2 separate regions of the Homo sapiens genome follow, and region 2 is linked to region 1. The links are chromatin contacts, found by Hi-C or POLR2A ChIA-PET in ENCODE. All regions are on one chromosome and are shown on one strand. Each heading gives the region's core, a stretch centred on a gene start or an enhancer-like site at or near the end of the contact. The rest is flanking DNA. Distances are from core to core; before and after follow the strand shown.

Region 1 (5,560 bases), core at 1,184-3,683:
TAAGTATGTGTATAACTTTATAAGAAATTACAAAACTATTTTACAAAGTGGCTGGTCCATCTTGTTTTCTCATCAGTGATGTTTGAGAGTTCTAGATGCTCTGCATCCATGTCGGCACTTAGTTTTGTCAGTTTTATTTTCTTATTTTTCGCCATTCTAAGAGATGTGTAGTGGTATCTCATTGTGGTTTTAATTTCATTTCATTAATGATTAATGATATTGAGCATATTTTTCATGTGCTTATTTGCCATCCATAGATCCTCTTTGGTGAAGCGTTTGTTCAAATCTTTGCACCCTCCCTTCACCTTAAACAAATGAATTGTTTGTTTTTCTATTATTAGGTTTTAACAGTTTGTATATATTCTGGATGCAAGTCCTTTATCAAGATACGTGTTTTGCAAAAGTTTTCTCCCAATCTGTAGTTAGTCTTTTTGTTTTCTTAAGTGTCTTTCAGCTGGGTGCAGTGGTTCATGGCTGTAATCCCTGCACTTTGGGAGGCTGAGGTGGGTGGATTGCTTGACCTCAGGAGTTCAAGACCAGCCTGGGCAAGATGATGAAATCCTGTCTCTGCAAAAAATACAAAAATTAGCTGAGTGTGATGGCACATGTCTATAAGCCCAGCTACTTGTGGGGCTGAGGCAGGAGAATCGCTTGAGCCCAGGAGGTTGAGGCTGCAGTGAGCCGTGTTCATGCCACTGCACTCCAGCCTGGGGTACAGAGCAAGACCTTGTCTCAAAAAAGAAAGAAAGAAAAAAGGGTGTCTTTAATAAACTTTTTGTTTTGTAAAAAATAATACAGAGAGAACTCGTATACCCATCTCCCAGTTTTCCCCAGTGGTAATGTTTTGCATAACTATAGTACAATATAAAAATCAGGGAATTGACATTGATACAATCCATCAATCTTATTCAATTTTATGTGACTTTTGCCAGTTTTACATGTGCTTATTTGAACATGTGTGTAATTTGTTCTATGCAATGCTATCACATGTGTAGATTTCTGTGATCACCATCACAGTCAAGATACAGAACAGCCCATCACAAGGATTTCTTTTATAACCATACCCTGCACACCTCCCTGGCAATAGTAATAGAACCATACGGTAGTTAGCTTTCGAGTCTGGCTTCTTTCATGAAACATAATTCCCCGAAAATTCAACCAATTTGTTACGTGTATCAACACTTCCTTCCTTCTTAATTGCTGAATGGTATTCCAGTTATTTTAAACTATCAGCTGAAGAACATCTGGGTTTTTTTTCCAGTTTGGGGCTATTACAAATAAAGGTGCTAAAACTATAAACACACATGCGCAGGTTTTTGTGTGAACACACGTTTTCATTCATCTGAGATAAATGCCCAAGAGTGCAATTGCTGTGTCTTAGAGTAGTTGCACCTTTAGTTTTGTAAGAAACTGTCAAACTATTTTCCAGAGTGGCTGTACCTTTATACAGTGTATGTTTTACATTATACATTCCTACCAGTAAAGTGCAACTGATTCAGTTTCTCCACATCTTTGCTAGCATCTGGTGTTGCCACTTTTTTTTTTTTTTTTTTTTTTTAAGCCATTCTGATAGATGAATAGTGATGCCTCATTGTGGTTTTAACTTATATTTCCCACGTGGATAATAATGTTGACTATCTTTTCATGTGCTAACAGTGTTTGAAGAGCTCATCCTTTCTTGCCGTGACCATTGTGTGGGAAACAGTCCCCTTCATCCAGTTTTATCCTTTTCCAAAACAGAGCTAGCCCCACTTCTAATTCCATCATGGCATAGTTTGTATTCCTTGGTTTTGATTTCCTGTTGAAAATCTGTCTCCTTGTCACTTGAGAGACCTTGTGAAGGAAAAAAAAAATCTGTCTCCTTCTTCAGACTGTGATCTCCAAGTGGGCTGGAGCAGTTCTGCAATCTTGGCTCACTACAGCTTCGACCTCCCGGGCTCAAGCGATCCTCCTGCCTCAACCTCCCGAGTAGCTGGGATACAGGCGCGCCACCACGCTTGGCTAACTTTTGTATTTTTTGTAGAGACGGAGTCTCACTATGCTGCCCAGGCTGGTCTCAAATTCCTGGGCTCTAAGCGATCCTACCACCTCGGCTTCCCAAAAACTGCTGGGATTACAAGCATGAGCCACCACGCCCGGCCCAGTGCTGTATTTTTTTTTAAAGGCAAGGGCATGGAGAATAAAATGGGTGAATGAGCGGGGCGGGGCAAGGCATGGTGGTTGTTCCCCTTTAACCACACGGTCCAGGCCGGGTCCGGCGCTAAACCCAGAGCCCAGACACTCGCTCATGCGCATGCGCAGCGCTCTCCTCTCCACCCCCGCCCTCCCCTCCCTAGCCCCGCCCCGTAGTGGCCTCCTTCCGGTCGCGACCAATTAGAGGGAGGAGGCGGGATCCTGGCTGCCAAGGTGCTCACTGGGTAGTGTCCCTAGCTACTGTTGCTAAGACTGTGGGTCGCCGGAGGTGGTGGGAGTTAGTTTTGGCAGCCCGGGCCTGAGAGAGGTCAAGGGTCATTGCAGAGCCAGGGAGGAGATGGTGAAGCAGACTATCCAGATATTCGCGAGGGTGAAGCCCCCTGTCCGGAAGCACCAACAAGGGGTACGGGCTGGAGCCTCCGGGGCGCCGGCGCGGCGGGGCCTCTTGGGCTGGGGTCGGGCGGCGGCACGCGAAGGGGCTGGGCGGAGGTGAGGGGCTTGCTGGTGGGCGCCGAGGCCGCCCGGAATCCCGCACACACTGACCGAGGAGCCCTGCAGCCGCGAAGACCCCCGCGCACTGCTGTCAGCTACGCGACCGACAGCCAGGCCACTCCTACCTGGCACAGCGCAGACCCGGCAGAGAGCCATTTTTTTTGCACCCAGGCACACGTGTTCACGCGGGGGCAGACTAGTGCATGTTCAGTATGCCTGTATAGTGTGCGCTTCAACTACACATAAGCACTTATTGCACCTTTCTGGGAAACTCACGCAGCACCGCACATGCAGATACACTCAAAGGTACATTTTGGCACTCGGGCAAAACGTGCAAGCAAGAGATGCGTGTTTATGTACCTCTGAAATAATACAAATATAGATAGACACAAATGCACAAAGCATACACATATGTAGTACTTTGCACCCAGTGGGGCCTCAGTAATTAGTTGACTGTTGTTATTCTCCAACATAAACGTGAACCTTTACATATACTCCTTGTATTAATAGATATAGGTAGATGCTTAAGCATCCTGACCCAAAGAATACGCATGTGTACTTCATTCAGAAACAATTAACTAAATATTTACCAGGTGCTTCCTCTAGTGTGCTAAATTCAGAAAGGTATAAAGAAGGTTAAGACATTGCCCTGACTCTGAGCAATGATACTTTGTATGCACCTTTTTTTTTTTTTTTTTTTTTTGAGACGGAGTCTCGCTCTGCCACCCAGACTGAAGTGCAGTGGCGCGATCTCGGCTCACTGCAAGCTCTGCCTCTTGGATTCACGCCATTCTCCTGCCTCAACCTCTCAAGTAGCTGGGACTACAGGTGCCCGCCACCACGCCCGGTTAATTTTTTGTGGTTTTAGAAGAGACCGGGTTTCACCCTGTTAGCTAGGATGGTCTCGATCTCCTCCTGATCTTGTGATCCGCCCGCCTCGGCCTCCCAAAGTGCTGGGATTACAGGCGTGAGCCACCGCGCCCAGCACTTTTTATGCTTCTTAAATATTTCAAAACATCCTCTCTTCTGCCTAGAAGGGAGCATAGTCATTCTTATGTATCTTGAGAAATGGCCACCTGACAGGTGCTTTATCTGCATTATCTCTCATTCTCACAAGAACCCTGCAAGGTTGGTGTCATTTTCCGCATTTTACAGATTAGGAAACTGAGTCTCAGGTTAAATAATGTGACCAAGGCACCCAGCTGGGGAGTGGCATAGCTGTAATTTTTTTTTTCAATTTTAGAACATTTATTTTATTCGTTATTATACTTTAAGTCCTGGGGTGCATGTGCAGAACGTACAGGTTTCTCACGTAGGTATACACGTGCCGTGGTGGTTTGCTGCACCCACCAATCTGTCATCTACATTAGGTATTTCTCCTAATGCTATCCCTCCCGTAGCCTCCCACCCCACGACAGGCCCCAGGGTGTGATGTTCCCCTCCCTGTGTGCATGCGTTCTCATTGTTCAGCTCCCACTTATGAGTGAGAACATGTGGTGTTTGGCTTTCTGTTCTTGTTTTAGTTTGCTGAGAATGATGGTTTCCAGCTTCATCCATGTCCCTGCAAACGACATGAACTCATCCTTTTTTATGGCTGCATAGTATTCCATGGTGTATATATATGTACCACATTTTCTTTAACCAGTCTATCACTGATGGGCATTTAGATTGGTTCTATGTCTTTGCTATTGTGAACAGCAGAGCTGTAATTTTAATTAAGGATTTTTGATTTCAAAGCTATCCCCTTTTCGGAAACCTTTTTTGCCTCTCAAAGTGACAATTTAGGCAAGGGCAATTTGGATCATATTTGTGAGTATATGGAGTGGGCATATTAATAATGTTGTATTCCTGTTCCATATATATACTGGGTATATGTCTATGTGGAATATCATAGCATCTCATGATTAAGCATTTGCCTCGTATAATTTATGTATTTAAAACAGGAATAAAGTGGTGTAGAAAGAACCATGGGTATCTTCCCATTTTCTCTCCTCTAATAATCACTTACATGCATTTCTTTTTAGAGTGCATCATATGTAAAAAGTGTATTGTATGTAACATTTCCCCCCAGATTCTTAGCTTAAACTGTTGAGCTTATCTACATGGGCTCAGCAGTCAGAGCAGAGGCTGGGATAAGGTCAAGAGACAGGATGGGTAGGGGTGGGGCTCAGGGAAGTGGATGGAGAGTCTTGGATTTAATACTGAACTTTCTTTTCTCTTAAAATGCAGTGTTTGGATATTTTAATGTACCTCATTTTGTATGTCTTTGGTGAGTCTGTAGAGTGGATTGTTTGATCCTCCAGGAAGTAGTTTTAGGTGTCATATTTTTAGGTGTCACACACACATACACACAAAGAGAATGGGAATGAATAAATATTGAATTAGTATATCCCTGTTCGCCCTTAAAAACTCCACAGTTTAATGCCATATCTTCTTGTCCGCAAAAGATTGTAGAGTTCTTTCTCTGACTAGAAATGCTTTTTGTAGTATTAAATTGAGAGTGACTCAAAGGAATTTTTTTCTTTCTCTTCATTTTATAGCTTCATTACTGCATTACTTTTATTCTTTAAGGCATCATAAAGTAAATTGTAATAACAGATTAATAAAAAGGATATATAAAATGAATCTTTGATAGTTTTAACAGTGGTAATGCTTTCCATTTGTACAGTGCTTTATACATTTCAAAACATTTTCATAATCATCCTTGCACTTGTTCTGTCTTCTTAAAAAAAAAACTTCACTATCTCAAATAATATTTTTATGAATAAGGATAGAAAGCCAATATTACACTAAACAAGTGATCTGGTTCTAAGGGACTTTTCTTAAGGCCTCAAAGAGTGTCTTAATCAGAGTAGTGGAGGGTCATTAATGGCAG
Region 2 (5,315 bases), core at 1,674-4,173, 120 kb before region 1:
GGGGGTAAAGGGGAAGTCAGGGCAGGCTTCCAGGAGGAGCAGACATTGAGCCAGCCTTGAAAGAGAGGAGAAAATCAAGGAAGGGTGCAAGGGGAGGGAAAAGGCAATCCAGGCAAGGAAAACGGCATAAGCAGAGGCACAGAAGGAAGAGCACAGCATGTGTGAGCCCAGAGTCCTGACCAGTGGCTTCATCCTTTGGTGGCTAAATCAACAGGCAAAGCAAATGGAAAGGGTATGCGAGTACCCTGGTTTGATGGCAGAGCTGCGGGCATCCTGGGGAGCCTATTCCTTTGCCCTCCTCTCCCCACCAGGTCCCCTGGGGCTGGGGCTGGGAATGGGGCTCAGAGCTTCCCAGAGCTGCTGCATGGAACATAAGGAATGTAAACAATTTCCTGCTCCACAGGCGGACATTGCTCCCTATATGCTGACCCTCCACGTGCCACGTGCTGCTGGGAGTCACCCAGGAAATGGCCCCAGGCTCAGCTTGGGGCCTGGCTCCCAAAGGAAGAATCTATGCTTTTCCATCTCGTGTCCCAAGAGACACTACCAGACTCTCTGCCCACACATCTCCCCACTGCCCACCTACACCACACCTGCTTCCACCCCAAGCCTCTGCAGACCATCTCCTCAAGCTGGTGGACAGCAAGCAGACCTGGGGATTCCTCTTAGCTCTAATCCATCCACTTCCTCCCTGAAGCTGTTGAATTACCATCACCCAACTCTACCCTACACACTCAGTTGAATTCTGTTCAGTTGCCATCAACTCTAACCAGGTGACTTCAAACAAGTTACTTGGCCTCTCTGAGCCTCAGTTTCTTCAGCCATAAAACAGGGGAAATATAATAGTACATAATTCATAGGGTTGTCAGGAGGATTAAAGTAGTTAATATTTGTAAAGCATTTGGAATAGAGCCTAGTAAAAGTAAAGACTATTAATAGCTACACAGATAAGCTGCTGTTCTACTTGCGAAGATACCTGAATGTTGACGGTATTACAGAGAGTTTTCTTTCTGTAATTTCATTAGTTTTACATATTACTATAGGGCTTGGCAGATATTACAGGGGCCATGTTCAGCCCACGGACTGTTTTCCCAAATACAGTTTTACTGGAACAGTCATGCACATTCATTTAAGTATTGTCTACGGCTACTACCATGCAACAGAGACCGTATGGCCCACAAAGCCAAAAACACTTACTATCTGGCCCATTATAGAAAGACTGCCAACTCCTGGATTACTGGATTGATTCCTACGCAACTGACAATATCCAATTATTTTTAGTCCACAGAAACACCGATTTCATATGATTCCACTTAATATATCGTACTGGCTCCTCACTTGTACTATCTGACCCATTGAGAGCGTTGCCCTCTAAATCTAGTGATTCCAACCATAATAAAGATGTAATTATTTATTGAGCACCTACCATGTTCGAGGTTTATCTCAAACTTTCATCTTCTCTTTTTACAGACGAAGAAACTTGAGGCTCAGAAGGACGCTAGGTATGAACCTAGGAACTCAAACCAGGTCTCCAGACACCACTGCTGCCCTGAACAATTTGACTGACTTGTACTGTGAGCCTCAGGCAGGGCTGGGGGAGAGACAAGGAGCACTTTCAAAAATAAGCACACGCTCTTTCCAGGATTGGGGGAGCTATTCTTAGCAGCCGCCTAAATTACGGTTTCCCCCTATGCTCTGGAAAAGGCAAAGAAAGCAAAAGTAAATTATCTCGGCCTCTGAGTCCCCTCTGTGCAGGCCTAGGGGTGGGAGACACAGGGGGCATCGCTGAGACCCGAGAAGAGGAAGGAGAGAAAGGAACGTCTTTCCAGAAAAGTGAAACTGAAAATCCCTCAGAGTGGCATTTCTCAAACTTGGGGGTGAGGGTGGGAGTTGAGGATTTTCCAACTGTTTTTCTCATTTTGAGAAATGATAAAGAGAATAAAGGTTTCTTTGACTCACTAGGGCACTAAACAAGCAGATGATAGTTCTCCAAGGTCATGGTCAAATATTCATTCATTCATTTATCCATTCATCCACCCACCCACCGAGTAAATGCCATGTATAAAGCAATGTTCTGGGTATCTTAGATGAGCCTGACATCAGATCCTAGGATGTAAGGGAGGCAAGGAGGTGCGGCTCCAGGCCCTGGGACTGTAGGTGGGGAAGAGTGACTTCTGGCTGGAAGGATCTGGAACATTCACCAGAAGAAGTGTCAATGAAGCTGGGCCTCAGAAGAAGAGAGGGCGTCAGCACATGCCAGGGGCTCAGGGGTGTCCAGGAAAGCATTCTCAACAAGTGGCATGCCAGAGTGAGAACCTGGCACAACGACAGCCCAGATGAATGAGAAGCTCTACTAGGGTGGTTCCACTGCACCTCTCAGGGCTCAAAAAGGTGCAGTGGGAACCAAAACTACAGCCAGAAAAAGGAGGGCCTTGAGTGCCAGGGGAAGAAGGAAGAAGCCATTGGAGAGTGTGTGGCTTGCTGTTGATTAGTTCCTTGACTTATGGTAGAGGAGAGAGTTTGTGAGGTCTGAGATTAGAAGAGACATTTCTGGTGGCACTGTATGGGGTGGGAAGACAAGAGGGAGAAGTGGAAGAGTGGAAGAGTTGGGAGGCAAGTCTGTGTGTCTGGGTAGAAGGGAATGAGACCCTGAACCGCCAAGAATAGAGAGGAAGGGGTGGATGCTGGTGGTGCCACGGAGGGGTGCCGGCACGTGAGTGAGAGGATGAGGGGCTGGACACACAGAGCAAGGACCTGGGCTGACTATGAACCTGGGGAGCATGGAGAGCTCTCTGGGCAACAGCTATGAAGTGAAAGAGAAGGAATTTTAGCGCCCATGTCTCTGCTACCCATTAGCGCCGTAAGTCTGGGGCTCCTGGCCAAAGGGAAATCACCCTACACAGGAGAACCCGAGGCCTCGCCCCCTCTGCTTCCAGAAGCCAAGCCCCTCCTCCGGCTCACACAGACGGGGTTGCTGTTACTGAAAGGCGCAGGGAAAGGAGCCTCCAGCTTTCTTCTGTGCTCCACTCCCAGCTCTCCCACCAGAGCAACCCATCGCTGAGGCCTCAGCACCGTTCCACAGCCCAGGACTGGGAGAAGCCCCCACTGGCTACTATTCCTGATCCTCTCTCCCAGGGTCCCAGCACAAAAAGCATTCTGTCACTCTTGAGGGAAGGACCTTGAGGTTCTGTCAGGCCAACTCTGCCCTAGAAACACAGCAGGGCCTGTGCACATGGCCCCACCTGGCCCCCGGGGCTGTGCCTTCTGCAGTACAAGGTGACCTTCCTGCCTTTCTACCAGAAAGGCCCCTGCTCCTGCCTCAGGACCCACAGGCACAGTCCATCTCCTCAGGGAGGGCAGACTGGGATGGGGCAGTAACTAGGGGGTAGGATGGGAGCTGAGCTGGCCCCTGAAAGGCAAATGTGGTTGAAAATGTAGATCCAGGGTGACTCCTTTCCTCCTCCTAAATGTTGTGTGTACAATTTCACCACTTCATTCGTTCTTTCAAACAAATATTTGTTGGGCCCCTAAGTACCATGCTAAGAGCTGTAAAAATGTAAAATAAGCATGAGTTCAGTTTGGTTGGGAAGAGAGACAAATAAATATAATAAAGTGTGGATGTGGGGCAACAGAGCGAGACCCCGTCTCAAAAAAAAAAAAAAAGCGTGGATGTGGTTATGATAAGGGAAGTACAAAGGTTTGAATCTGCGGAATGTCTGCAGAACTGTAGCCCAGCGGGGGTTCTAGTCCACCCTAAACCTTCTGCTCATAAACATGGTTTAGAGGAGGCGTCGTAGAGTAGAATGAGAGCTGGGAATACTCAGAGATGCTACCAAAGATCAAGAACAGAAGTCCAACATAGGGTTATTGATGCCATAGGAGATTGAAAACACCTTGGGCAAGAGAACATAAGTACTTTGGGCCCTGTCTGTAAATGAGCCAGTCAAACTACATATTGTCTAGTAGTTTCTTCTACCCCATCACTAGAATCTGTGTCAGACAGTATATGAGGCGTTAAATGATGCTGTTTGAATTGAATCCTATCCCATGAACTCCCTTTAGTTCATCATTCACTCATTTGCTCATTTATTCATCCAACCACCATTGATTTTTAGCACCTACTGTATGCCCGGCACTGCTCTTGGGGCTGGGTACGTGCAGGTAAACTCATCAGACACAGCTCCTGCCCTTACAGAGCTATAGTCTCCCAAGCTCAGAGTCCCTTTTGTCCTTTGTCTTCAATCCCTAATGCCCCATCCTGTGAATGATTCTCAGCACCTTTTTCTAAAACGCCTTGGATGCATTTGTTTTATTCCCAAATACCAGGCTCCAAACCAGCCCCACGTGATCCCGTGCTGAGACCAGGGCCAACCTCTCTCATTTCCCCCTTTCCTAGCCACCCTGCAAACAGCTCTCTGAATGATGTGCTTCTCGAGTTATTCTGCATTCCTGAGTTCAGCTGAATTGACAGCAGCCTAGGGCCCTGGGTGGATAAGAACAGGGCACTCACAGCCTAGGTCACACTCCAGAAATTTATTAGAGGCAGACGAGATGGCAAAGAGGACTAGGAATGGGAGCTGTGAAACGGAGTTTTCAGGACAAAGCATCGGGAGGGATGTGGATTGAGTGGGGTCCAGGAGGACCCTGAGTCCTTGTGCACTGGACAAGCAAGTATAGGAGATGCTCACTAAAGACAGGAAGAGAGAGGGAGGAGGAGAGAGAAGACATGAATGCATATCTTTGACTCTCTGGGTGAAGCGGTGGGGAGTGGTATGTGTGTGTGGTATGTATTTATGTGTGTATGTGGTATGGTGTATGTTTATGTATGTGTAGGTAGCATATGTGTGGTATGTGTACTTGGTGTATGCGCATGTGTGGTATATGTGTATGTGGTGTGGTACATATATTTGTGGTATGTGTGCGGTGTGTGTGGTGAGTGTGTGGTGTGTGTAGGTAGGGAATGTGTATGTGTGGTGTGTGTATATGTGTATGTTTGTGCATGTGTGATGTGTATGGGATGTGTATGGGATGTGTATGTGTGGTGTATACACGTGGTATCTGTGTGATGTGTGTATAGATGGGGTTTGTGTATGTGTGGTGTGTATGTGCGATATGTGTGTAATGTATGAGCATGTGTGGATGTGTGTGTAGATGGTTTATGTGCATGTCTGGTGTATGTGTATGTGTGTGGTGTGTGTATGTGTGGTGTATATGTGTGTAATGTGTGTGTAGATGGGGTTTGGGTACATGTGGTATGTGTGTATGGTATATATGTGTTGTATATGTATGTGTGGTAAGGGTGTAGTTGATGTATA

What was found. Hi-C counts contacts between places; a loop is a spot of excess contacts on that map. ChIA-PET counts read pairs that join two places held with the same protein, here RNA polymerase II (POLR2A). Pooled maps may share reads with other maps.
Region 2: a loop to region 1 is called in a map of ascending aorta, with 2.3 times the contacts of the local background. The contact joins the enhancer-like site here to the promoter of KIF6 in region 1. A Hi-C loop is called at or near these places in 1 of 168 maps with a recorded cell type or tissue (ascending aorta), 1 of 37 single-sample maps with no recorded cell type and 1 of 50 pooled maps. POLR2A ChIA-PET finds 5 or more read pairs at or near these places in 3 of 52 experiments (AG04449, HEK293 and HepG2).

Annotation. Positions count from the first base shown.
Region 1 is chr6:39,722,281-39,727,840 of GRCh38, reverse strand. KIF6 (kinesin family member 6) reads left to right here and starts at 2,433. Exons shown (of 23, transcript NM_145027.6): 1 at 2,433-2,596. The coding sequence starts at 2,531. RefSeq lists silencers at 2,193-2,392, 2,099-2,430, 2,643-2,712.
Region 2 is chr6:39,845,048-39,850,362 of GRCh38, reverse strand. All of the region lies in intron 1 of DAAM2 (dishevelled associated activator of morphogenesis 2), which reads right to left. Among named protein-coding and RNA genes, the nearest start is that of DAAM2-AS1, 50 kb to the left of the region's middle. RefSeq lists an enhancer at 345-845. Within about 2 kb of position 2,923, at least 4 of the 41 ENCODE cell types and tissues checked have a DNase peak (open chromatin) inside an H3K27ac peak, as active enhancers do; they include ascending aorta, where a contact is called at or near this core.